Regions from separate parts of the Homo sapiens genome. Here all the other regions are linked to region 1. Evidence: chromatin loops called from intact Hi-C (ENCODE). Cell type or tissue: PC-9. All regions are shown on one strand.

What was found. Hi-C counts contacts between places; a loop is a spot of excess contacts. Peaks named below come from ENCODE experiments on the same cell type or tissue, not always from the same donor. Only the 100,000 strongest peaks of a DNase experiment are listed, where the experiment ranks them.
Region 2: it touches region 1 in a loop (7-fold over the local background); 9 of 110 quality-filtered maps call a loop at or near these places.
Region 3: a loop joins it to region 1, with 7 times the contacts of the local background. A loop is called at or near these places in 11 of 110 quality-filtered maps.

Annotation. Positions count from the first base shown.
Region 1 is chr1:51,892,310-51,900,309 of GRCh38, reverse strand. No RefSeq gene overlaps it. Among named protein-coding and RNA genes, the nearest start is that of NRDC, 18 kb to the right of the region's middle. RefSeq lists an enhancer at 1,784-2,983. In PC-9, CTCF peaks have their summits at 3,060 and 3,266 (motif pointing left); DNase peaks (open chromatin) are centred at 2,489 and 3,289; H3K27ac peaks cover 1,434 bases.
Region 2 is chr1:52,681,473-52,689,472 of GRCh38, reverse strand. COA7 (cytochrome c oxidase assembly factor 7) reads left to right here. Exons shown (of 3, transcript NM_023077.3): 3 at 1,305-5,024. The coding sequence ends at 1,753. Among named protein-coding and RNA genes, the nearest start is that of COA7, 13 kb to the left of the region's middle. RefSeq lists a silencer at 1,310-1,510. In PC-9, a CTCF peak has its summit at 3,068 (motif pointing right); no DNase peak of the experiment used is centred here.
Region 3 is chr1:52,291,521-52,299,520 of GRCh38, reverse strand. It overlaps ZFYVE9 (zinc finger FYVE-type containing 9), which reads right to left. Exons shown (of 19, transcript NM_004799.4): 11 at 5,844-6,068; 12 at 3,544-3,626. Among named protein-coding and RNA genes, the nearest start is that of CC2D1B, 71 kb to the left of the region's middle. In PC-9, CTCF peaks have their summits at 2,879 and 3,080 (motif pointing right); a DNase peak (open chromatin) is centred at 3,050.

The DNA of each region.
Region 1 (8,000 bases):
AGGTGTCTGCTACAACGCACAGCTAATTTTTTGCATTTTTAGTAGAGACGGGGTTTCACCGTATTAGCCAGGATGGTCTCCATCTTCTGACCTTGTGATCCGCCTGCCTCGGCCTCCCAAAGTGCTGGGATTATAGGTATGAGCCACCGTGCCCAGCCTATTGCTGCAATTTACACCATCAACTTACCTCACCAGAAGAGCCTAGTAGTTAAGAACACAGGTTCTGGAAACAGACTATGTAGATTTGAATTCTGGCTCACTAGCTGTGCATTTTTGGGAAAATTACTTAATCGCCTTAATCTCTCTATATCTCAGATTCCACATCTGTAAAGGAGGGATACTTCTTAGGGTTGCTGTGAGAATTAAATGAGTTAATATATATAAACTGCTTAGAAGAATGCCTGGGAGGCAATAAATGCTAGCTACCATACTATTCTTGGTTTCTTTCTGTTTCAGAGTCCTGCAGGAATCAGATGGCACACTCAAACTAGATAATTTGAGGAGTGCTTAATAAAGGAATCATTTACAAAATGAGTGCAGGGTTTAGAGAGACCAAAAAGGGATACAAAATTTCCCCAGTGCTAGCTAGCAACAGCTAGCTAATCATCACTACCCAAAGGTAGTAACAAGGGATGTGGGGGGAGTGATTTGATTACCAGAATCTGAAGAGGGCAGTTGTGTGGCAGATGCTGTCTGCTAAGAGCAGTGACCTTTGGTGGAGAGAAATGTCCTCACACAAAGACTCGCTAGGGAGGGAGGTGGGGGATAAATTATTGGACCTGTCTTTCCCCATGACCTCTGATCTCCTACTGCTATCTCCCAATGCCGGACTCAACCAAAAGCCAGAGGGCAAAGGAGTCCAGCAGGAGCCCACATAGGTCAAACTTCTGGGATATGCAGCAGGTAAGTAGAGGGAGTACAGCAGGTCTTCGAATAATGTCATTATGTTCAACGACGTTTCATTATAACGTTGATGAAAAAAATAGATTCCTGGCAGAGGCCACCGTGTGTGAAGTCTGCACATTCTCCTCATGACTGCGTGGGTTTTCTCTGGGTACTCCAATTTCCTCCCACATCCCAAAAATGTGCACATTAGGTGAACTGGTGTGTCTAAATGGTCCCAGTCTGAGTGAGTGTGGCGTGTGGGAGAGTGTGCCCTGTGAGGGAATGTCGTCCTGTCCAGGACTGGTTCCCGCTTTGTGCTCTGCTTCTGGGATAGGCTCTGGCGACCTGTAACACTGACCTGGAATAATTGGGAAAATAATTATCTTATACTTGTTTTTATTAATCTTTCTTAAATGTATGTATAGCTCACATTTATTATATTTCAAGGTTTAATATTAGAAGTGTTTTGGGTCTTTATTTAGATGTTTGATGTTTCGTGACCAGAAATATGCCATAGGAACTTATTTATATCAATTAGCCTACAGCTAAATTGATTTCTTTATATATTGTTTCCCTTAGTCACGGTTTCCAAGAATCTATCGATGACATTGAAGACTTACTGTATCTGGAGATGCAAACAGAAAATATCTAGCACACCTTCCCCCTAGCCTTGCCCTCCTCCGTTCTTTGTCTTGCAGTCATGAATGATCTTTCTAAAGCAGGAAATGATATTGTTCTGCCTCATCTGATGCATGTTGGTAGCTCCCCCTCTCTCAGGATAAAGTCTATACTCCTTAACATAAAATGCAGGGCTTAATAATTATCTCCAGTTCACCCCTCCAGTTTTAACTCTCGCCATTTTCCTCTCAACCTTTCCGGTTGAGCCATATGCAATTACTTTCAAACCTACAAGAGCATTCCTTTCTTTGACCTTTCTCATGTCCTGGAACTCTGCCTGGAATCATCCTTCTCCCCTTTCATTCTTCTTCACTTAACTAATTCTTACTCATCCTTTATTTATACATAGAAGGGGTTTCTCTTACCCAGCTAGATTTTGGGGGAATCTAAGCTCTGTTTCTGTGGCAATGCTTTTTTTTTTTTAGATGGATTCTCGCTCTTGTCACCAGGCTGGAGTGCAGTGGTGCAATCTCTGCTCATTGCAACCTCCGCCTCCCAGGTTCAAGTGATTCTCCTGCCTCAGCCTCCTGAGTAGCTGGGATTACAGGCATGAGCCATCACACCCGGCCAGTAGCAATGATTTTCTAAGTTCTGAAAGTAGTGGCATGTTAAGGCTGATATTTGGTAGTATTTTCATCTTTTATGCGGATTTTTTTTTATTCTCATGAGGTTCTAATTATATATGATAGGTACTTAGCCTACAAGGCGGTACTGAAAGTAATGAGTTGAGTTTTTAATGAGCTTATCAATATATAACTTCAAAGGGCTCATTTGAAAACCACTGAAACCTAATCTATATTCCTGGAATCTTGGGATGCTAAGATAGACTTCTAGGAGTCTTATTTACATTGAGAAATATGGGAGCTATTTCCCATATTTCCCAATGAGAAATATGGGAGCTATGATAAGTATTCCTTTTGGAAAGATGACTGGGCTCTGACAGACAGGAAATCAGTCACATGAGTGGAATGTAGACAAAACCTGCTTTTGGTCTGTGGGCTGAAGGATGAGAAGAAAATAAAATGTAATAAAGGTTTGTTTTTTCAAAACTATATAGTCATCTTCTATGTACCAGATAACATATTTTCTCCAAGTAGAAGTGAATTCACAATATTAAAGAACTTCTAGGCTGGGCACAGTGGCTCATGCCTGTAATCCTAGCACTTTGAGAAGCCGAGGCGGGAAGATTGCTTGAGCCTGGCCAACATGGTGAAACCACCCACCTCCCCCAAACTCCGACCCCCACAGAACCTCCCCACTTCCCCCACTCCGTCTCTACAAAAAATACAAGAATTAGCTGGGTGTGGTAGCACATGCCTGTGGTCCTAGCTACTTTGGGGGGCTTAGGCAGAAGGATGGCTTGAATCCCAGAGGTAGAGGCTGCAGTGAGCTGAGGTCGTGCCACTGCACTCCAGCATGGGCGACAAAGTGAGACCCTGTCTCAAAACAAAACAAAACCAAAACCAGAACAACATCTATTGAATGCTCCTTTGTCTGACTCTTTTTTTGACAACAAAACCCAAAACAAACAAACAAACAAACAAACAAAAAACCCCAAAGGCTCTCATAATGGAGGAACATGGGTGGTGGTTTAAAGGGAGATAGGATGTGTCCTGGCAAAATCAAGATGGAAAGTCTGCTTCTTCTTCCCCCTTAAGACCAAACATTCTTGTTGAAGAAGACACCCACTTCTGTGTCTCTAGCTCCACCTTGAGGTTTATCAAGAAATCACCTATTCCGGCCACAACGGGTGAATTAGGTTAAAAAGAGCCGAGATCTTTATGCTGTGCCAACAGCTCTTGAACTTGTACTTTGGGCCAGGCTCTGTAATAAGTGCTCTTTGAACATAATGACATTTAATCCTCACAATAATCTTATAACAAATGTATTTTATAATGAGGAAAATTAAGATTAAGAGAGTTTCAAGAATTCAGGACTGGTATAAGATCACACAAGTGGCAGAGTCAGGATTTGAACCCAGCATCTTCTAGGCCTTCGTTTTCGTTCACAAGTGTCTGTGTATACACTCATGTGCACATCTATCACACATGTTTTTCTTTTCCTTTACAACACACCTGTACATCAATCATTTTATTTAATTCTCACAACAACTCTATTAAGTGGGAATTAATATCCCTTTTTGGAAGAAGGTGAGGCTTAGAGAAATAACCTAATTTTCCCTAGGTCATATGGCTCTTAAGCAGTGAGTTTAACCCAGGGCTCCTTTCTCAACTATATGAATAACATGCAACTTCTCAAGCTGACTTGTGATGACTCCTCACAACTTCTTGTCAGTAGCTCCTTGATATTACCAAAGAATTCATCTGAAGACTTGCAAAACCCCCTACTTTAGGAGTGACACTGTAGAACATAATGTCCAAACAAGACACATGTACAATGAGAAGAGTACAGTAAAGCAACATTAAGACGTGGATGAGGTGGGGCACAGTGGCGCACGCCTGTAATCCCAGCACCTTGGCAGGCTGAGGTGGGTGGATCACTTGAGCTCAGGAACTCAAGACCAGTCTGAGAAACATGTTGAAACCCCGACATTACAAAAAATACAAAAATTAGCCAAGGATGGTGGTACACATCTATAGTCCCAGCTACTCGGGAGGCTGATGTGGGAGGATTGCTTGAGCTGGGGAGACAGAGGGACTTGGATGCTATAGGAGATTGACTAGGCTGATTTACTTTTCCCACATTTTCCCACAGACCAGCATCATGGTGCATGATCTAAACTGGCCCTGTAATGTTAAAAATTATTCCAGGTCAGGGACCACTGGGGTTCATCACTTTTGATTAATGGAAATGAATATTAATATTAAATCCATTAAATTCAAAATATATTTAGTGATGGTATGCTCCTACTGCTTGAATTTGCATTTTCTTTCTTTTTTTGTGTGATGTCCTCCTTTTGCCTGCAAACACTTTCTGTCCTTCTGCCAATGAAACAGAAAATTTGAGAGTTGTGAGATAAATGGTAACACCAAGTGCTGGAGGAAAGAAGACAGGTATCTGTCTGTACCTGGAGAGCAGGAGAAAGTTTAGAAACAGGGCTAAAGGACTAGGAAGTATTCTCTAGGTATAAATGTCTGGGTGTTAGGGATGGGAGAGAGTTGAGAGGACCTTCCAGGAAGAGGGAAAAGAAAGGGCAGATACAAGGAAGTCCGCACACAGAGTGGTGTGAGTAGGTTGTGTGGCTCCTGATGGTTGAAGTTTAAAATCAGAAGGGAGATTTGAATAGATGCTTACTTCTCAACAGGCTGCTCTGTTTTCTAAATATACCAGAGCAACAGTAAATAAGCATTTAATGCAAAACTTGCCCTCTTAAAACAGTGACTTTGGGATCATCAAAATTGCATTGTAACTGAAGACAACAGAAGCACAGGGGAGTGAATAGATGACCTCAGGACAGCTTATTCTGGGCTGAGATAGAATACAACATTCTCTCTCACTGCTTTTTTTTTTTTTTTTTTAAGTTCTGGGATACATGTGCTGAACGTGCAGGTTTGTTACATAGGGATACATATGCCATGGTGGTTCGCTGCACTTATCTAACCATCATCTAGGTTTTAAGCCCCGCATGCATTCGGTATTTGTCCTAATGCTGTCCCTCCCCTTGCTCCCCACCCCCTGACAGGCCCCAGTGTGGTGTTCCCCTCCCTGTGTCCATGTGTTCTCATTGTTCAACTCCCACAAACGAGTGAAAACATGCAGTATTTGGTTTTCTGTTCCTGTGTTAGTTTGCGGAGAATGATGGCTTCCAACTTCATGCATGTCCCTGCAAAGGACATGAACTCATCCTTTTTTATGGCTGCATAGTATTCTATGGTGTATATGTGACAATTTTTTTTATCTAGTCTATCTTTGATGGGCATTTGGATTGGTTCCAAGTCTTTGCTATTGTAAATAGTGCTGCAATAAACATAAGTGTGCACATATCTTTATAGTAGAATGATTTATAATCCCTTGGGTACATACCCAGTAATGGGATTGCTGGGTCAAATGGTATTTCTGGTTCTAGATCCTTGAGGAATCACCACACTGTCTTCCACAATGGTTGGACTAATTTACACTCCCACCAACAGTGTAAAAGTGTTCCTGTTTCTCTACATCCTCTCCATCTGTTGTTTCCTGACTTTTTAATGAACGCCATTCTAATTGGCGTGAGATGGTATCTCATTGTGGTTTTGATTTGCATTTCTCTAATGACCAGTGATGATGAGCTTATTTTCATAGGTTTGTTGGCCACATAAATGTCTTCTTTTGCAAAGTGTCTGTTCATATCCTTTGCCCACTTTTTGATGGGGTTGTTTGTTTTTTTCTTGTAAATTTGTTTAAGTTCCTTATAGATTCTGGATATTAGACTTTTGTCAGATGGATAGATTGGCAAAATTTTCTCCCATTCTGTAGGTTGCCTGTTTAGCCTGATGATAGTTTCTTTTGCTGTGCAGAAGCTCTTTAGTTTAATTAGATCCCATTTGTCAATTTTGGCTTTTGTTGCAATTGCTTTTGGTGTTTTAGTCATGAAGTCTTTGCCATGCCTATGTCCTGAATGGTATTGCCTAGGTTTTCTTCTAGAGTTTTTATGGTTTTAGGTTTTAAGTTTAAGTCTTTAATCCATCTTGAGTTAATTTTTGTATAAGGTGTAAGGAAGGGGCCCAGTTTCTGTTTTCTGCATATGGCTAGCCAGTTTTCCCAGTACCATTTATTAAATAGGGAATCCTTTCCCCATTGCTTGCTTTTGTCATGTTCGTTGAAGATCAGGTAGTTGTAGATGTGTGGCATTATTTCTGAGGCCTCTGTTCTGTTCCATTGGTCTACATATCTGTTTTGGTACCAGTACCATGCTGTTTTGGTTACTGTAGCCTTGTAGTATAGTTTGAAATCAGGCAGCGTGTTGCCTCCAGCTTTATTCTTTTTGCTTAGGATTGTCTTGGCTATACAGGCTTCTCTTTTGGTTCTATATGAAATTTAAAGTAGTTTTTTTCTAGTTCTGTGAAGAAAGTCAATGGTGCTTGATGGAAATAGCATTGAATCTATAAATTACTTTGGGCAGTATGTTCATTTCTACGATGTCAATTCTTCCTATCCATGAGGATAAAATGTTTTTCCGTTTGTGTCCTCTCTTATTTCCTTGAGCAGTGGTTTGTAGTTCTCCTTGAAGGGGTCCTTCACATCCCTTTTAAGTTGTATTCCTAGGTATTTTATTCTCTTTATAGCAATTGTGAATGGGAGTTCACTCATGATTTGGCTCTCTGCTTGTCCATTATTGGTGTATAGGAATACTTGTGATTTTTGCACATTGATTTTGTATCCTGAGACTTTGCTGAAGTTGCTTATCAGCTTAAGGAGTTTTTGGGCTGAGACTACGGGGTTTTGTAAATATACCATCATGTTATCTGCAAACAGAGGCAATTTGACTTCTTCTCTTCCTTGAATTTGCATTTTCAAGGCAGTCCATAAAGTGGATAACCCAAATGAATGAATTAACGTTTAAACCACAGGCATTTGATGTAGGCCCTAGGAGTAGCTGTTGGTGACAAAATGGTGTAATGGAAAAGCTGTGAGCTTTGTAGTAGGACCTAAGACTGAATTCCTGCTCTGCCACTTGCTAGCTGTGTGTCCTTGGGCAAGTTATTAATGTTTCTGGCCTCAATTTCCTTACCGTTGAATAAGGAGTCAGTGGACTCAGAGGATATTAACTTTTGTAAATCCGTCTTATTTTTCACAGAAAGTAATTGCTAAAGTTGGTATACCAGTAAACGAATTGTCCTGTTGGAATCTAATGACTGATTTTCAATAGATGGAAGGAGTGGTCACACCATGAGTTAAGGTGCGAAAGCACTCAGGAGACCTTTGGGAAGTGAAATTTTAAAGAACATATACACAATAGGCAGAATAATGGCCTCCCAAGGATGTCTACGTCCTAATTCCTGGAATCTGTGAATATGTTAAGATATATGGCAAAGGAGAATGAAAATTGCTGAAGAAATTAAGGTTACTAATGAGCTGAATAGGGAGATTATCTTGGATTATTGGAGTTGGCCCAACGTAATCTCAAGCATCCTTAAAAGTAAAATAGGCCAGGCATAGTGGCTCACGCCTGTAATCCTAGCACTCTGGGAGGCCAAGGTGGGCGGATCATGAGATCAGGAGATCGAGACCATCCTGACTAACACGGTGAGACCTGTCTCTACTAAAAATACAAAAAATTAGCGGGGCATGGTGGCGGGCACCTGTAGTCCCAGCTACTCAGGAGGCCGAGGCAGGAGAATCGCTTGAACCCGGGAGATGGAGGTTGTAGTGAGCCGAGATTGTGCCACTGCACTCCAGCCTGGGCAACAGAGCGAGACACTGTCAAAAAAAAAAAAAAAGTAAAATAGAGAGTCAGAGGAAGATACACTATGGAAGAAAGACAGAGAGATGCAGTG
Region 2 (8,000 bases), 790 kb before region 1:
TCACAAAAAAAATCTCATAGGCCAGGTGAAGTGGCTCACGCCTGTAATCCCAGCATTTTGGGAGGCTGAGGCGGGCGGATCATGAGGTCAGGAGTTCAAGACTAGCCTGACCAACGTGGTGAAACCCCGTCTCTACTGAAAACACAAAAATTAGCCTGGCGTGGTGGCATGCACCTGTAATCCCAGCATTTTGGGAGGCTGAGGCAGGAGAATCGCTTGAACCCTGGAGGCAGAGGTAGCAGTGAGCCAAGATCACGCCACTGCACTCCAGCCTGGGCGACACAGCAAGACTCCATCTCAAAAAAAAAAAAATAATAATAATAATAATTTCATAATGTTTTAAGAAAGTTTATGAATTTGTGTTAAGCCGCTTTCAAAGCCATCCCAGGCCCATGGGTTGGACAATCTTGACTTAGACTATCTAATACAATGTAAATACTGAGTAAATAATTGTTCTATTTTATATATTTTGTATTTTTTAATTGTATTGTTATTTTTTCCCTAATATTTTTGATGTGTGGTTGGTTGAACCCATGGATATGGAGGGCCCACTGTATGTTTAAATTAATAAACAATTAAGTGCTTGTCATATGCCATGTTCTCACTGTAACCCCATGAGGTAGATATTATTATCATTCCCAATTTTCACCTCCTTTACCTGTTTGAGTTTCCTCATAAGGTATCATCTGAATAAAAGATTCTACGGCTGAGAAAGCTAGGAGGTCTGTGCACTATGCCAGGCTACCTTTCATGCTGCCTGAGCTCATAGTATGGACATTTTTTTTTCTTTTTGAGGTAAAGTCTTGCTCTGTCACCCAGGTTGATCTCGAATTCCTGGCCTCAAGCAATCATCCTGCACAAAGTGCTAGGATTACAGGTGTGAGCCACTGTGCTCAGCCTTAAACTTTATTCAGGAATTGTTGTTGGCCAGGTGTGGTGGCTCACGCCTGTAATTCCAGCACTTTGGGAGGCCAAGGTGGGAGGATCGCTTGAGTCCCAGAGTTTAAGACTAGCCTTGGCAACATAGTGAGATCCTTTCTCTACAAAAAAATTTAAAAATTAGCCAGGCATAGTGGTTGGTGTGTGCCTGTAGTCCCAGCTACTTGGGGAGGCTGAGATGGGAAGATTGCTTTAGCCGGAGGTTGAGGCTGCAGTGAGCCGTGATCATGCCAGTGCACTCCAGCCTGGTTAACAAAGCAAGACCCTTTCTCCAAAAAAAAAAAAAAAATTCACTGACTTTGGCCTGAGACATTTAGGTTGTGCCCTGGCTTGGGTTTATTTTTTCCTACTTTCCTTCCTCTCAGGTGGTCTGACCCAGGACCTGAAAGCTGCCGCCAGGTGCTTTTTGATGGCGTGTGAGAAGCCTGGAAAGAAGTCAATAGCAGCATGTCACAACGTTGGCCTCCTGGCACATGATGGACAGGTTAATGAGGATGGCCAGCCTGACTTGGGAAAGGCCAGGGACTACTACACAAGGGCCTGTGATGGTGGCTATACTTCCAGTTGCTTCAACCTCAGTGCCATGTTCCTGCAGGGTGCCCCAGGCTTTCCCAAGGACATGGACCTGGCATGTAAATACTCCATGAAAGCCTGTGACCTGGGTCATATCTGGGCCTGTGCCAATGCCAGTCGCATGTACAAGCTGGGGGATGGTGTTGATAAGGATGAGGCCAAGGCCGAGGTGCTAAAAAATCGAGCCCAGCAGCTACACAAAGAACAGCAGAAAGGTGTCCAACCCTTAACATTTGGGTAATGTGGTCCACCCTCCCTCCCAGGCAACAAACTGCTTGAGGCTGGCAGCTCCTGTTTCTGAAGACTGATGCAGCCCTTGAAGGTCAACCTGCTGGAGCAAAAAAACTTGGGACTTGAATTTGTAGCTCCATTTACATGGATCCATTGCCCCAGCTACTGGAGTATAGCCTACAATGTTTATTTCAGTCAATATTCCTTTATCTGGGTGTTCTGTACAATGTTTATTACAGTCAATATTCCTTCATCTGGATGTTCTGTGAAGATAGCCATGTTTATGGGGGTCTTAGTTTTCAAACTCTGGCAACTCTGTGAAAAATAGGAGCAAACTAGAGAGCCCTGGAGATTGGTAGTAGGGAAGGGAGGATAGCAGGAAGTTTGAAAAATTAGCAGCCCCGGGGCCTAAAGGAATCAGCTGTCATCATTTTCATCATTATTATTTTGGTTAGGATGGCTTGAAAATCAGAACGTATCTTGGTTTACGTAATTGAGGTCTTAAAGAACTAAGAACAGTTAAATAGTCACAACTACCACCCTCTGACTTACATAATCATTGGTGTGGGCTTCGTTTTGCCTTTAGAGTCACATCTTTCAGTAAATTCACAGAGATCAAGAGGGACGTGCAACATACAGCTTAAAGGCTGTTATGCTTCAGGGTTGCTGAAGAAGATGAAACATCAGCCTGCCATCGTCTAGAAGAGACATTGGCAGTTAAAAATTAGCACCTCCAGTGTAGTCGCCTGGCACTGCCCATCATGCTGAGGGAGCAGATTCTTCCCAAGGCAGCTTCAGCTAGGAGTTTGTAAGCAAGGACTTTGTGACACATTTGTCCCCTGGAACTGAGCCTTTTTAACTGTCCCTGTGAATGAACAATTTTGAGTGACCTACGGTTTGTGTTAATTAGTGTTCTTTCCAGATTCCAGGTACCGTAGAGAGTATGTTCTTTGTGGTGGTTGTGCCTTTTAAGAACATTTGTGGCCGGGCACGGTGGCTCACGCCTGTAACCCCAGCACTTTGGGTGGCCAAGGCGGGTGGATCACGAGATCAGGAGATCATGACCATCCTGGCTAACACGGGGAAACCCCATCTCTACTAAAAAATACAAAAAATTAGCCGGGCGTGGTGGCAGGCGCCTGTAGTCCCAGCTACTGGGGAGGCTGAGGCAGGAGAATTGCTTGAACCCGGGAGGCGGAGCTTGCAGTGAGCTGAGATTGCGCCACTGCCCTCCAGCCTGGGCGATAGAGTGAGACTCCGTCTCAAAAAAAAAAAAAAATTTGCTTTTTCTGTTGTCTCCCCAGCTTGTCACCAGGGGGCGAGCTTGCCATTTCCCTGCTGGTAACAATACCATTCTGTCACCATCTACTGTTTTAGGCTTCCGTTTTGCAGCCGTCCTGAAAGGAAGGCTTGCTGTGTAAATGAAGGCTTGTGAGCACAGCAGCCAGCCTCTCAAGTTGATAGAGGACAGGGACTTCCCCAAGTGCACAGAGGAGATTTCAAAAGACATCAAATTCACTTTTTAAAAATGTAAAGTAGCTTTTGGTGTGCTTAAACTAGGTCAGGCCAGGCGTGGTGGCTCATGCCTGTAATCCTAGCATTTTGGGAGGCCAAGGCAGGTGGATCACTTGAGGTCAGGAGTTCGAGATCAGCCTGGCCAACATGACGAAACCCCTTTCTCTACTAAAAATATAAAAATTAGCTGGGCGTGGTGATGCATACCTGTAATCCCAGCTACTTCGGAGGCTGAGGCAGGAGAATCACTTGAACCTGGGAGGCAGAGGTTGCAGTAAACTGAGACTGTGCCACTGCACTCCAGCCTGGGCAACACAGCAAGACTCTGTCTCAAAAACAAAAACAAAACTAGGCCAGGTGCAGTGGCTCACGCTTGCAATCCCAGCACTTTGGGAGGCCGAGGCAGGCGGATCACGAGGTCAGGATTTCGAGAACAGCCTGGCCAACATAGTGAAACCTCGTATCTACTAAAAATACAAAAATTATCTGGGTGTGGTGGTGGGCACCTGTTGTCCCAGCTATTCAGGAGGCTGAGGCAGGAGAATCGCTTGAACCCAGGAGGTGGAGGTTGCAGTGAGCCAAGACCATGCCATTGCACTCCAGCCAGGTAACAGAGTGAGACTCTGTCTCAAAAAAACACACACACACACACACACAAAACTGTAGGTCAAAAAACATGAAAATATGTTCAACATCACTAATTAGGGAAATGTAAATCAAAAACCACAATGAACTCTTAAAATTCAACAGTAAGAAAACAACCTGATTAAAAACAGGCCAAAACCCTTAACATATCTCAGCAAAGAAGATAGACAGGTGGCAAATAAGCATATGAAAAGATGTTCCATATAACATGTCATCAGGAAAATGCAAGTTAGAACAACAGACCACTATACAACTATTAGAATGGCCAAAATCCAAAGCACCGACAGCATGAAATGCTGGGAAAGTTGGAGCAACCAGAACTCTTATTCCTTGCTGGTGGGAACGCAAGATGGCACAGCCACTTTGGAAGACAGTTAAGCAGTTTCTTACAAAAACTAGGTAAGCTCTTACCATGTGATCCAGCAATCTTGCTCTTTAGTATTTACCTGAAGGAACTGAAAACATGTCCACACAAAAACCAGCACATGGATGTTTATAGCAGCTTTATCTATAATTGCCAAAACTCAACCCAAAATGTCTTTCAGTAGGTAAATGGGTAAATAAATTGTGGTGCATGTAGTCATTATTCAGTGCTTAAATCAAGCTATGACAAATTATGAGTTATCAAGCTATAAGAAGTCACAGAGGAACTTAAATGAATGCTACTAAATGAAGCCAGTCTGAAAAGGCTTCATATTAAATGATGCCAACTATATGACACTGGGATGTATTCTGGAAAAGGCAAAACTATGGAGACAGTAAAAAGCAGTGGGTGGGGGAGGGGAGGGAGGAATAATTGGAGCACAGAAGATTTTTAGGGCAGCGAAACTACTCTGTATGATACTATAATTATAAATACCTGTCATTGTACATATGTCCAACCCCCTAAAATGTACAACACCAAGAGTGAACCCTAATGTAAACTGTGGACTTTGAGTGATAATGATGTGTCAGTGTAGGTTCATCAATTACTGCAAATGTACCTCTTTGGTGGGAGATGTTGAAAATGGTGGAGACTATGCATGTGTGGGGACAACAACTATATGGGAAATCTCTGTACCCTCTCAATTTTGCTGTAAACCTAAAATTGCTCTAAAATATAAAGTCTATTAAAACCACAATGATATTGCCTCATATCCCATTAGGATGGCTACTATTAAACACCAAAACAAAGTAAGTGTTGTCAAGGATACAGAGAAATTAGAACCCTGTGAACTGGTGCAGCTCCCCCAAAATGAAAAACAGAATTGCCGTTTGATCCAGCCATTCCACTTCTGGGTACATATCTGTGTTAGGCCATTCTTGCATTGCTATAAAGAAATACCTGAGACTGGGTAATTTATAAAGAAAAGTTTAATTGGCTCAGGAAGCATGGTGCTGTGCATCCTATTGGCTTCTGGTGAGGCCTCAGAAGCTTACAGTCATGGTGGAAGGCACAGGGGGAGTCAGTGTATCACATGGTGAGAAGGCAAGAGCAGGAGCAAGAGAGTGAGCAAGGGGAGATACCACACACAAATCTCCTGAGGACAGCACCAAGGGGAGGGTCCTAAACCATTCATGAGAAATCCTCCCCATGATCCAATCACCTCCCACCAAGCTCCACCTCCAACATTGGGGATTAAATTTCAACGTGAGATTTGGGGGACAAGTATCCAAACTATTAATATCCAAAAGAATTGAAAGCAGGGTCTCCAAGAGGTATCTATACCCATATTCTTAGCAGCACTATTCATAGTAACCAAAGGGTAGAAGGAACCCAAATGCCCATCAGCAGATGAATGAATACACAAAAGGCGAGATGTACATGCAATGGAATATTATTCAGCCTTGAAAAGGAAGGAAATTCTGACACATGCCACAAAACATGGCTGAATCTTGAGGACATCGTGCTAAGAGAGTCACAAAAAGACATGCTGTATAAGCCAGTCACAAAAAGACATGCTGTATATGAGGCATCTAAACTTGGGTATGAGTTGTATATAAACTCAGAAACAGAAAGTAAAATGGTGGCTGCCAGGGGCTGGGGTGAGGAGGAAATGAGTTTTTTGTTTTTGTTTTTGTTTTGAGATAGGCTCTTGCTCTGTCGCCTAGGCTGGAGTGCAGTGGCACTATCATAGCTCACTGCAGCCTCTAACTCCTGGGCTCAGGTCATCCTTCCACCTCAGCTTCCCAAGTAGCTGGGACTACAGGTACACACCACCACGCCCAGCTAGTTTTTGTATTTTTTGTAGAGACGAGGTTTTGCCATATTGCCCAGGCTGGTCTTAAACTCCTGAGCTCAAGTGATCTTTCCGCCTCGGCCTCCCAAAGTTCTGGGATTATAGGTGTGAGCCACCATGCCTGGCCAAAATGGGTTGTTTAATAGGTAAAGAGTTTCAAATTTGTAAGATGAAAAAATAATGGAGATTGTTACACATCAAATGTGAATATACTTAACACTACTGAACTATATGTTTAAAAATGGTTAACCCAGCCTGGCTTACATGGTGAAACCCTCTCTCTACTAAAGATACAAAAATTAGCTGGGCGTGGTGGCATGCGCCTGTAGTCCCAACGACTCAGGAGGCTGAGGCACGAGAATCACTTGAACCTGGGAGGTGGAGGTTGCAGTGAGCTGAGATTGCACCACTTCACTCCAGCCTAGGCAACAGAGTGAGACTCCATCTCAAAAAAAAAAAAAAAAAAAAAAAAAAAAGAGGTTAACATGGTAAATTTTATGTTTTACCACAATTTAAAAAAAAAACATATTGACTTTTTAAAAATGCAAGGTTTGAAGTTTTTTTATTATAAAATTAGTATGTTCTCATAAAATGCAATTTGAAACAGAAGAAACCATCACCCCTCACTATTCTTTTATCACCTATGGGCATTCTTTGGCACAATAGCGTTCTCACTATTTAACCATTTTTTTAAAGAATCATATCTTTTTTTTTTTTTTTTTTTTTTTGAGATGGTGTCACCCAGGCTGGAGTGCAGTGACGTGATCTCAGCTCACTGCAACCTCCACCTCCCAGGTTCAAGTGATTCCCCAGCCTCAGCCTCTTGAGTAGCTGGGACTACAGGCGAGCGCCACCACAGCCGGCTATTTTTTGTATTTTTAGTAGAAATGGGGTTTCACCATGTTGATCAGGCTGGTCTCTAACTCCTGACCTCAGCTGATCCACCCACCTTGGCCTCCCAAAGTGCTAGGATTACAGGCATGAGCCACTGTGCCCTGCCAAGAATCATATCTTTTCAACTAACAGGTTTTGTAATTTTTTTTTTTCTTTTTGAGATAGGGTCTCTCTGTGTCACCTAGGCTGGAGTGCAGTGGTGCAATCATAGCTCACTGCAGCCTCAACCTCCTGGGCTCAGGTGATCCTCCTACCTCAGTCTCCCAAGTAGCTAGGGACTACATGTGCGTGACACCATGCCCAGTTAGTTTTCATGTTTTTTGTAGATATGGGGTCTCGCTGTGTTGCCCAGGCTGGTCTCAAACTCCTGGGCTCAAGCGATCCTCCTGCCTCAGCCTCCCAACATGCTAGGATTACAGACATGAGCCACTTGCCCCACTGGGTTTTGTAATTTTGAAGAACTAAGTTTGATTTTTGGGTGGCAGATGTACTGGATTTTTTTTTTGAGATGGAACTTCACTCTTGTTGCCCAGGCTGGAGTGCAATGGCATGATCTCAGCTCACCGCAACCTCCGCCTCCCGGGTGCAAGCAATTCTCCTGCCTCAGCCTCCTGAGTAGCTGGGATTACAGGCATGTGCTACCACACCCGGCTAATTTTGTATTTTTAGTAGAGACAGGGTTTCTCCATGTTGGCCAGGCTGGTCTCGAACTCCCGACCTCAGATGATCCACCTGTCTCGGCCTCCCAAAGTGCTGGGATTACAGGCGTGAGCCACTACACCCAGCCTTTTTTTTTTTTTTTATGGACGAGTTCCTACCTGGGACTTCTGGTACTTGCCTTCCTGAGTCACATACTTAGTGGGGCAGGGAACAATAGAGTGAGCATTAACTGTGTCAAAATGTTATATTTCCCTAAAGTTATTAAAATGCAAAGAATAATAATTTACTGTTCAGAATGGTCCAAGGCCATTTCATACCCAGGCT
Region 3 (8,000 bases), 400 kb before region 1:
CATACTGAATGGGAACAGTGGAAATCTTTTCCTCAAAGAACAGGAACAAGACATGGATGCCCATTTTAATCCTTTCTATTCAACATAGTCCTAGCCAGAGCACTTAGGCAAGAGAAAGAAATAAAAGGCATCCAAACTGGAAAGTCAAATTGTGCTTGTTTGCAAATGACATGACCCTATACATAGAAAACCCTAAAGATGCCACCAAAAACCTGTTAGAGCTAATGAACAAATTCGGTAAAGTTGTAGGATACAAAATCAGCATGTAAAATCAGTAGTGTTTCTATACGCTAATAAAAAATAAAGAAAACAATTCCATTTACAGTAGCTATAAAAAAAATAAGATACCTAGGAATACACTTAGTTAAGAGGTAAAAGATCTTTACAAAGAAACCTCTAAAACATTGAAAAAGGGCCGGGCAAGGTGGCTCACGCCTGTAATCCCAGCACTTTAGGAGGCAGAGGCGGGCGGATCATGAGGTCAGGAGATCGAGACCATCCTGGCTAACACAGTGAAACCCCGTCTCTACTAAAAGTACAAAAAATTGGCCAGGCGTGGTGGCGGGCACCTGTAGTCCCAGCTACTCGGCAGGCTGAGGCAGGAGAAGGTGTGAACCCGGGAGGCGGAGCTTGCAGTGAGCCGAAATTGCGCCACTGCACTCCAGCCTGGGTAACAGAGCAAGACTCCGTCTCAAAAAAAAAAAAAAAAAAAAACATTGACAAAGGAAACTGATTCCATGTTCATGGATTGGAAGAATTAATACCGTGAAAATAGCCATACTACCCAAAGGTATCTACAGATTTAATGCAATCTCTATCAAAATGCCAATGATATTCTTCACAGAAACAGAAAAAAAAACCAAAACCTTAATATTCTTATAAAACCACAAAAGGCCTCAAATGGCCAAAACAGTCCTGAGCAAAAAGAACAAAGCTAGAGATATCACACTACCTGACCAAATATACTACAAAACTATAATAACCAAAACAGCATAGTAGTGGCCAAAACAAACACATACTCCAACAGTACAGAATAGAAGGCCCAGAAATGAATTTGGACACCTACAGCCAACTAATTTTCGACAAAGGTGCCAAGAACACACACTGCAGAAAGGACTCTCTTCAATAAATAGTACTTGGAAAAGTGGATATATCCACATGCAGAAGAATGAAACTAGACCCCCACCTCTCCCCATATACAAAAATCAACTAAAAACGGATTAAAGACTTAAATTTAAACCCAAAACTATGAAACTATTAGAAGAAAACAGGGCAAATGCTTCACAATATTGGGCTAGGCAATGAATTTTTAGATAAGATCCCAAAAGCACAGGCAATAAAAGCAAAAATAGACAAATGGAATTACATCAAACTAAAAAGATTTTGCACAGAAAAGGAAACTATTAACAGAGTGAAGACACAACCTACAGAAATGGAAAATATCTGCAAACCATACATCTGAAAAGGAGTTAATATCCAGAATATATAACAAATTTAACCTAGCAGCAAAAAGACAACCCAATTAAAAAACAGGCAAAAGGCACTTTGGGAGGCTGAGGTGGGTGGATCACTCGAGGTCATGAGTTTGAGACCAGCCTGGCCAACATGCGCCTCTACTAAAAATACAAAAACTAGCTGGGCATGGTGTTTCGTGCCTGTAATTCCAGCTACTGGGGAGGCTGAGGCACAAGAATTGCTTGAACCCAGGAGATGGAGGTTGCAGTGAGCCGAGATCGTGCCACTGCACTCCAGCCCAGGCGACAGTGCGAGACTCTGTCCCAAAAAACAAAACAAAACAAAATTTTTTAAAGAAATAAAAAAAAAAAGATAACTGGAAATATAGCTTTTAAGCATCACAGAGGGAGGAAATCACCAAACCCACTCCTCAAAAAGCAACCGAAAAGCTGTATAAGTGGCTTAAAAAGAACCATTTCAGTGCTCTGGAATTAGATCAAAGGCATATTAACATTAAGAAGTGTTTTGGCTGGGCATGGTGGCTCATGCCTGTAATCCCAGCACTTTAGGAGGTTGAGATGGGTGGATCACCTGAGGTCAGGAGTTTGAGACCAGCCTGGCCAACAAGGTAAAACCCTGTCTCTATGAAAAATACAAAAAATTAGCCAGGCGTGGTGGCAGGTGCCTGTAATCCCAGCTGCTCTGAAGGCTGAAGCAGGAGACTCTCTTGAACCTGGGAGGCAGAGGTTGCAGTAAGATTGTGCCACTGCACTCCAGCCTGGACAACAGAGCGAGACTCCATCTCCAAAAAAAAAAAAAAAAAGAAATGTTTTTTTCATGAAAACTACTGAACTTTGAATTGAGTCTGTGACCTTCTTGCCTGGGGCTGCCCCCTAGCCCCATTAGGTAGTTAGGTAGTTCAACCAGGGCAAGGTAGTTTGTAAAAACAATGAGCTTTGCAGCTGGGAGCAGTGGCTCATGCCTGTAATACCAGCACTTTGGGAGGCTGAGGCAGGTGAATCATTGAGGCCAGGAGTTTGAGATCAGTCTGGCCAACATAGCAAAACGCTCTCTCTACAAAAAATACAAAAATTAGCTGGGTGTGGTAGTGTGCTCCCATAGTCACAGCTGCTCAGGAGGCTCAGGCACGAGAATTGCTCGGAGGTGGAGGTTGCAATGAGCTGAGATCGTGCCACTGCATTCCAACTTGGGCGATAGAGACTCTGTCTCAAACAAAATAAAACAAAACAAACAAAAAAATGAGCTTTGCTACTTGAAGGAGTTTACTTGCTATGGAACATTGTCAAAGTGGTAATCTCGGTGGTTATTAAAAAGGGAGGCCCAGTAGCTTGATTACCTTGATTTCACCAAACCTGTTTGGGGCAAGTTCTGGGAGGTAAGACAACCATAGGGAGCTTCATAAACGGTCCAAATATCCAGGATTGATCCTAGTCTGTGCATATATGCAGCAGAGAACTTAGTGGACTCAAGCCAACCAATGATCTTGGCCAACAGAGTCAGAACCTGTGCACGTGTGTAGGAGACATGAGAGAGCCCAGAAGAAAGGAAAACAATGAAGTTTAAATTCCAGTCCATATTCAGATCCATCAGCAGAGGGCAGTAGCCTTACTGGCTTGGGGTATCTGGGTACAATCTCTGACCAATCTTTGCTTGGATAATAACCTATATAGACACAAGAGAAACTCATAGAATGCCAGTCTTAAAATAAAAACAAGACAGAATGCTAGGTGTTTTATTTATGTATTACTTCTAGTCCTCACAATAATTCTGCAAGGTTGGACGGTAAGTGTATAATCAGGCGCTGGAATCCTGTACCATTTCACTTCATGTTTGCAAAAGAATATATATATGTGTGTGTGTGTGTGTGTATACATATGAATATATATGTATATGTGTGTGTGTGTATATATATATATACACATACATATACTGTTCTTTTTCTTCAGCATATATCTTTACCTGCCTTAAGCAGCTTGGGCACAGCTACCAAGAAAATAATAAAATTGCTTTCTTCCTTCTCCCATATAAACTCCAGTAAGGACAAAGGAAAAAAAATTCCCAACTTACTGCAAGAAGATTCATGATGGTATGCCCCGTCTCTCCAAACAATGGCTTCCGAAATCTGACACTGAATAGTGGGCATGGATAAACTATGGAAATGAGAAATGATCAAACTTAAATTTGGCAACATAAAACTTTGGTAAAAGAGATTTCATGACTAATACAATTTTCAAAATATAATTATAATGGCTCATTAGAACATATCAAATTTTGGGCTCAAAAAGTATTTGGCATGGTAGCAGACAAATGCTGAGCCATATTAAGTCTTCTGATAACCAGAATAAGCCTTTCGATGTAAATGTTTCAAAAATGACACACAATAGCCAGGCATAGTGGCTCATGCTTGTAATCCCAGCACTTTGGGAGGCTGAGGCAGAAGGATCACCTGAGCCTAGGAGTTTGAGACCAGCCTGTGCAACCTAGGGAGACCCTGTCTCTACAAAAAAACAAACAAAAAAATTAGCTGGGTGTGGTAGCATGCACCTGTAGTCCCATCTACTTGGGAGGCTGAGAGGTAGAAGGATGGCTTGAGCCCAGGTGACAGAATGGGTGACAGAGTGGGCTGGAGCCCACTCCAGCCTTGGTGACAGAATGAGACCCTGTCTCCAAAACAAACAAACAAACAAACAAACAAACAAACAAACCCACAAGGTCTTAGGGAGCAATCTTCTTCAAACTGAATTGATACGATCCAGGAAATAAATATCTCCTGATTCCTCTGTGCTCAATAAGTTTAAGAGTTCACTTTTTCTTTTTCCAACAAGTTTAAGAGTTCACTCTTTTTTTTTTGAGACACAGTCTCACTCTGTCACCCAGGCTGGAGTGCAGTGGCATGATCTCCTGCCTTAGGAGGGTTCAAGCGATTCTCCTGCCTCAGCCTCTCCAGTAGCTGGAATTACAGGCATGCGCCACCATACCCAGCTAATTTTTTTGTATTTTTAGTAGAGATGGGATTCACCATGTTGGCCAGGCTGGTCTTGAACTCTTGACCTCAAATGATCTGCCTGCCTTGGCCACCTCTCAAAAGTGCTGGAATTAGAGGCATGAGCCACCGCACTCAGCCAAGAGTTCATTCTTCTATACCTCCTAACCAGGATCCTCCTTAGGAGAGGCAAATCAGTCTGGCTCATCTCTTGAATTTTATGGTTTGAAATGCCTGTATAAAATAGGAAGATACACATGTTGCTTCTTTTGCACACAATCCTTCCCTTTCCCTGATTCATTTAGCTGATTCATATGCCTCCTTCAGAGTTAATCCAGAGGCACTCTGGTCCAAGAAAACTGAAGGTCCAACTACTCCTTCATTCCTGGTCTGGTCAAGTTAGAGCCTGTCTTGGAGCTCCCAATGAACTTAACTTTGAGCACAGGTTTTAATACAAGATACCACTACAATCATTATTTCTGTATGTATTCCTTATAAAAGTTCCCGAGAGCCTATAATCACATCTTAGCTATTTCAGAATTCCCAGGATTCAGGATATATGGGAGGCCTTTATTAAATTCTTACTGAATAAATAAATAATTGGTGGAAGAATGAAGTTGACTTGCTGAGAACATAAACTGTTTTATGGTTTATAAAATTATGTTTCATTTATTCTCTCATTTGATCCTGTTAACAACCCAATATAAAATAGAAGGCAAGCATTATTATTTCCAGTTTACAAAAGAAACACAATCAGAGAACTTGGGTGACTTGCCCAAAGTTACAGAGCTCATAAGTGGCAGAGTTGAGAATCTTACTCAAGTGGTCGGATTCCTAGCACAGGGCACTTTTAATTAGATGGAGATATAAAATTTAAAATAAAGTTTGCATTTAACCATTAATGTCTTTTTAAAAATCACATCTTAGTTACGCTGCTAAAGCCATGAGCAAGGAAGCTCCTTCTTCTGTAGCCTGTATCTTACCAACTGAGAGTGGTTTCCATTCCACTAGCTTCCAGTATGTTAAGTAAAATATAATTGATCGTAACTGTTTTCCAACCAAGTGACAAAGAATATGCTCATCATATACAGAAACTATAAAAAATAAAGTTACTTAAGTTCAAATTCACTTTTCTAAAGATGATCGTGTTTTTTATCAATGAACTATAAAAGCAGTAAGTTTACAAGGTAATACATAATCAACTTCCTCATTCGTTATTTTCAGTGCTTCCCATTATGCCCAATACACGCAGACACTGGCCAAATTTAGTTTAGCTATTTCAAAAGACTATTTCTGCTGAATTATATCACCAAACAGAGGGCTCTGAATATTTCAGGCATTATTTTAGTCATCATGCCTTGAAAAACGTGTTTTTACTACTTACGTCGATATTCAGCTCCAAGTCTCAACATCAGACGGATAGGAAATACTTTAGCCCAAGGAGTTTCCCATTTCTGGATAAGAATCCCAAACAAGTAAGGTGGGGTTGGGAGTACTAGGTCTTGCAGTGACTGGTAGGTAGATGTCACATATAAGAATCCACCATGTTCTTTACTGCCAAGGAAACTTTGACTGAAGAAGGAATGTCCCAAGTTGCTCACCACATTCCCTAAAAACAAAAAAGTTTATTAGCTACTTTGTATCAATAAATTAATCATATTTCTTTTTTTTTTTTTTTTTTTTTTGAGACGGAGTCTGGCTGTTGCCCAGGCTGGAGTGCAGTGGCGCAATCTTGGCTCACTGCAAGCTCCGCCTCCCAGGTTCACCCCATTCTCCTGCCTCAGCCTCCTGAGTAGGTGGGACTACAGGTGCCCGCCACCAGACCTGGCTAACTTTTTTGTATTTTTAGTGGAGACGGGGTTTCACCGTGTTAGCCAGGATGGTCTCCATCTCCTGACCTCATGATCCACCTGCCTCAGCCTCCCAAAGTGCTGGGATTACAGGCATGAGCCACAGCGCCCGGCCAATTAATCATATTTTTAATAAACATTATGCAACTCTGGGCTGGATGGACACTACCAAACAGTAATTCCCAATCTTTCACTATGAAAGACTTACATTTAAAAAGCTGATTTTTAAATAAATGGCATTTATTAAATGAAAATTTGGTTTCCAATTTTATCAGGGCTTCTAATGAGCATAAACTAAGTTATATTATCACATTGTTGAAGTTTGTCTAAGTAAAAGCCAAAAATATTGATGCCTTCCTTGGTTAAACTGTACAGCTTTACTGTATGAATTGCTTTAGAGGTCTCAAGAACTATCACCTCAAAGGTCATAAAGAAATGTTCAAGGCCGGGTGCGGTGGCTCACACCTGTAATCCCAGCACTTTGGGAGGCCGAGGTGGGTGGATCACAAGGTCAGAGTTCGAGACCAGCCTGACCAACATGGTAAAACCCCATCTCTACTAAAAATACAAAAATTAGCCAGGCGTAGTGGTGTGCGCCTGTAATCCCAGCTACTCAGGAGGCTGAGGCAGGAGAATTGCTCGAACCTGGGAGGCGGAGGTTGCAGTGAGCCAAGATTGTGCCACTGCGCTCCAGCCTAGGCGATAGAGTGACACTGTCTCAAAAAAAAAAAAAAAAAAAAAAGAAATGTTCAGATTAGGAAGCTGCTGTCACCAAGCTTATAATTTCACTGGGTGAACAAAGTCAACTCATGAACATAATGAATTATGGTAATAAGTACAGTTATAAGACATTAAGGGAAGATGAGGATTTATGAAGATGGTACCACAGACAAGTTGTTTTTTTCTCGTTTTGTTTTTTTTTTTTTTTTGAGATGGAGTCTTGCTCTGCCACCCAGGCTGGAGTGCAGTGGTGTGATCTTGGCTCAATGCAGCATCTGCCTCCCAGGTTCAAGCAATTCCTCTCACCTCAGCCTCCTGAATAGCTACAATTACAAACATGCACCACCACACTCAGCTGATTTTTTTCGCATTTTTAGTAGAAACAGAGTTTCACCATGTTGGCCAGACTGGTCTCAAATTCCTGACTTCAAATGATCCATCTGCCTTGGCCTCCCAAAGTGCTGGGATTACAGGCGCGAGCCACCGTGCTTGGACAGGATTTATTGTTTATAATTTTTTGAGACAAATATGAAACATAGCTCTATAATTTAGGGCTTATCTAAATTCATATTAAGCAGGTTTCTCTTTTTTTTTTTTTTTTTTTTTGAGACAGAGTCTCGCTCTGTTACCCACCCTGGAACCCTGGAGTGCTGTGGTGTGATCTCAGCTCACTGCAACCTCTCCTTCCCGGGTTCAAACAATTCTCCTGCCTCAGCCTCCCGAGTAGCTGGGACTATAGGCACCCACCACCACGCCTGGCTAATTTTTGTATTTTTAGTAGAGATGTGGTTTTACCATATTGGCCAGGCTGGTCTCGAACTCCTGACCTCAAGTAATCCACCCGCCTTGGCCTCCCAAAGTGTTGGGATTACAGGTGTGAGCATGTAATTCATGTACACCATGCCTGGCCAAAGCATTTTATAATTCAAAATACTTTTGTGAATGAAACAGTAACAAACATATCAACCCTT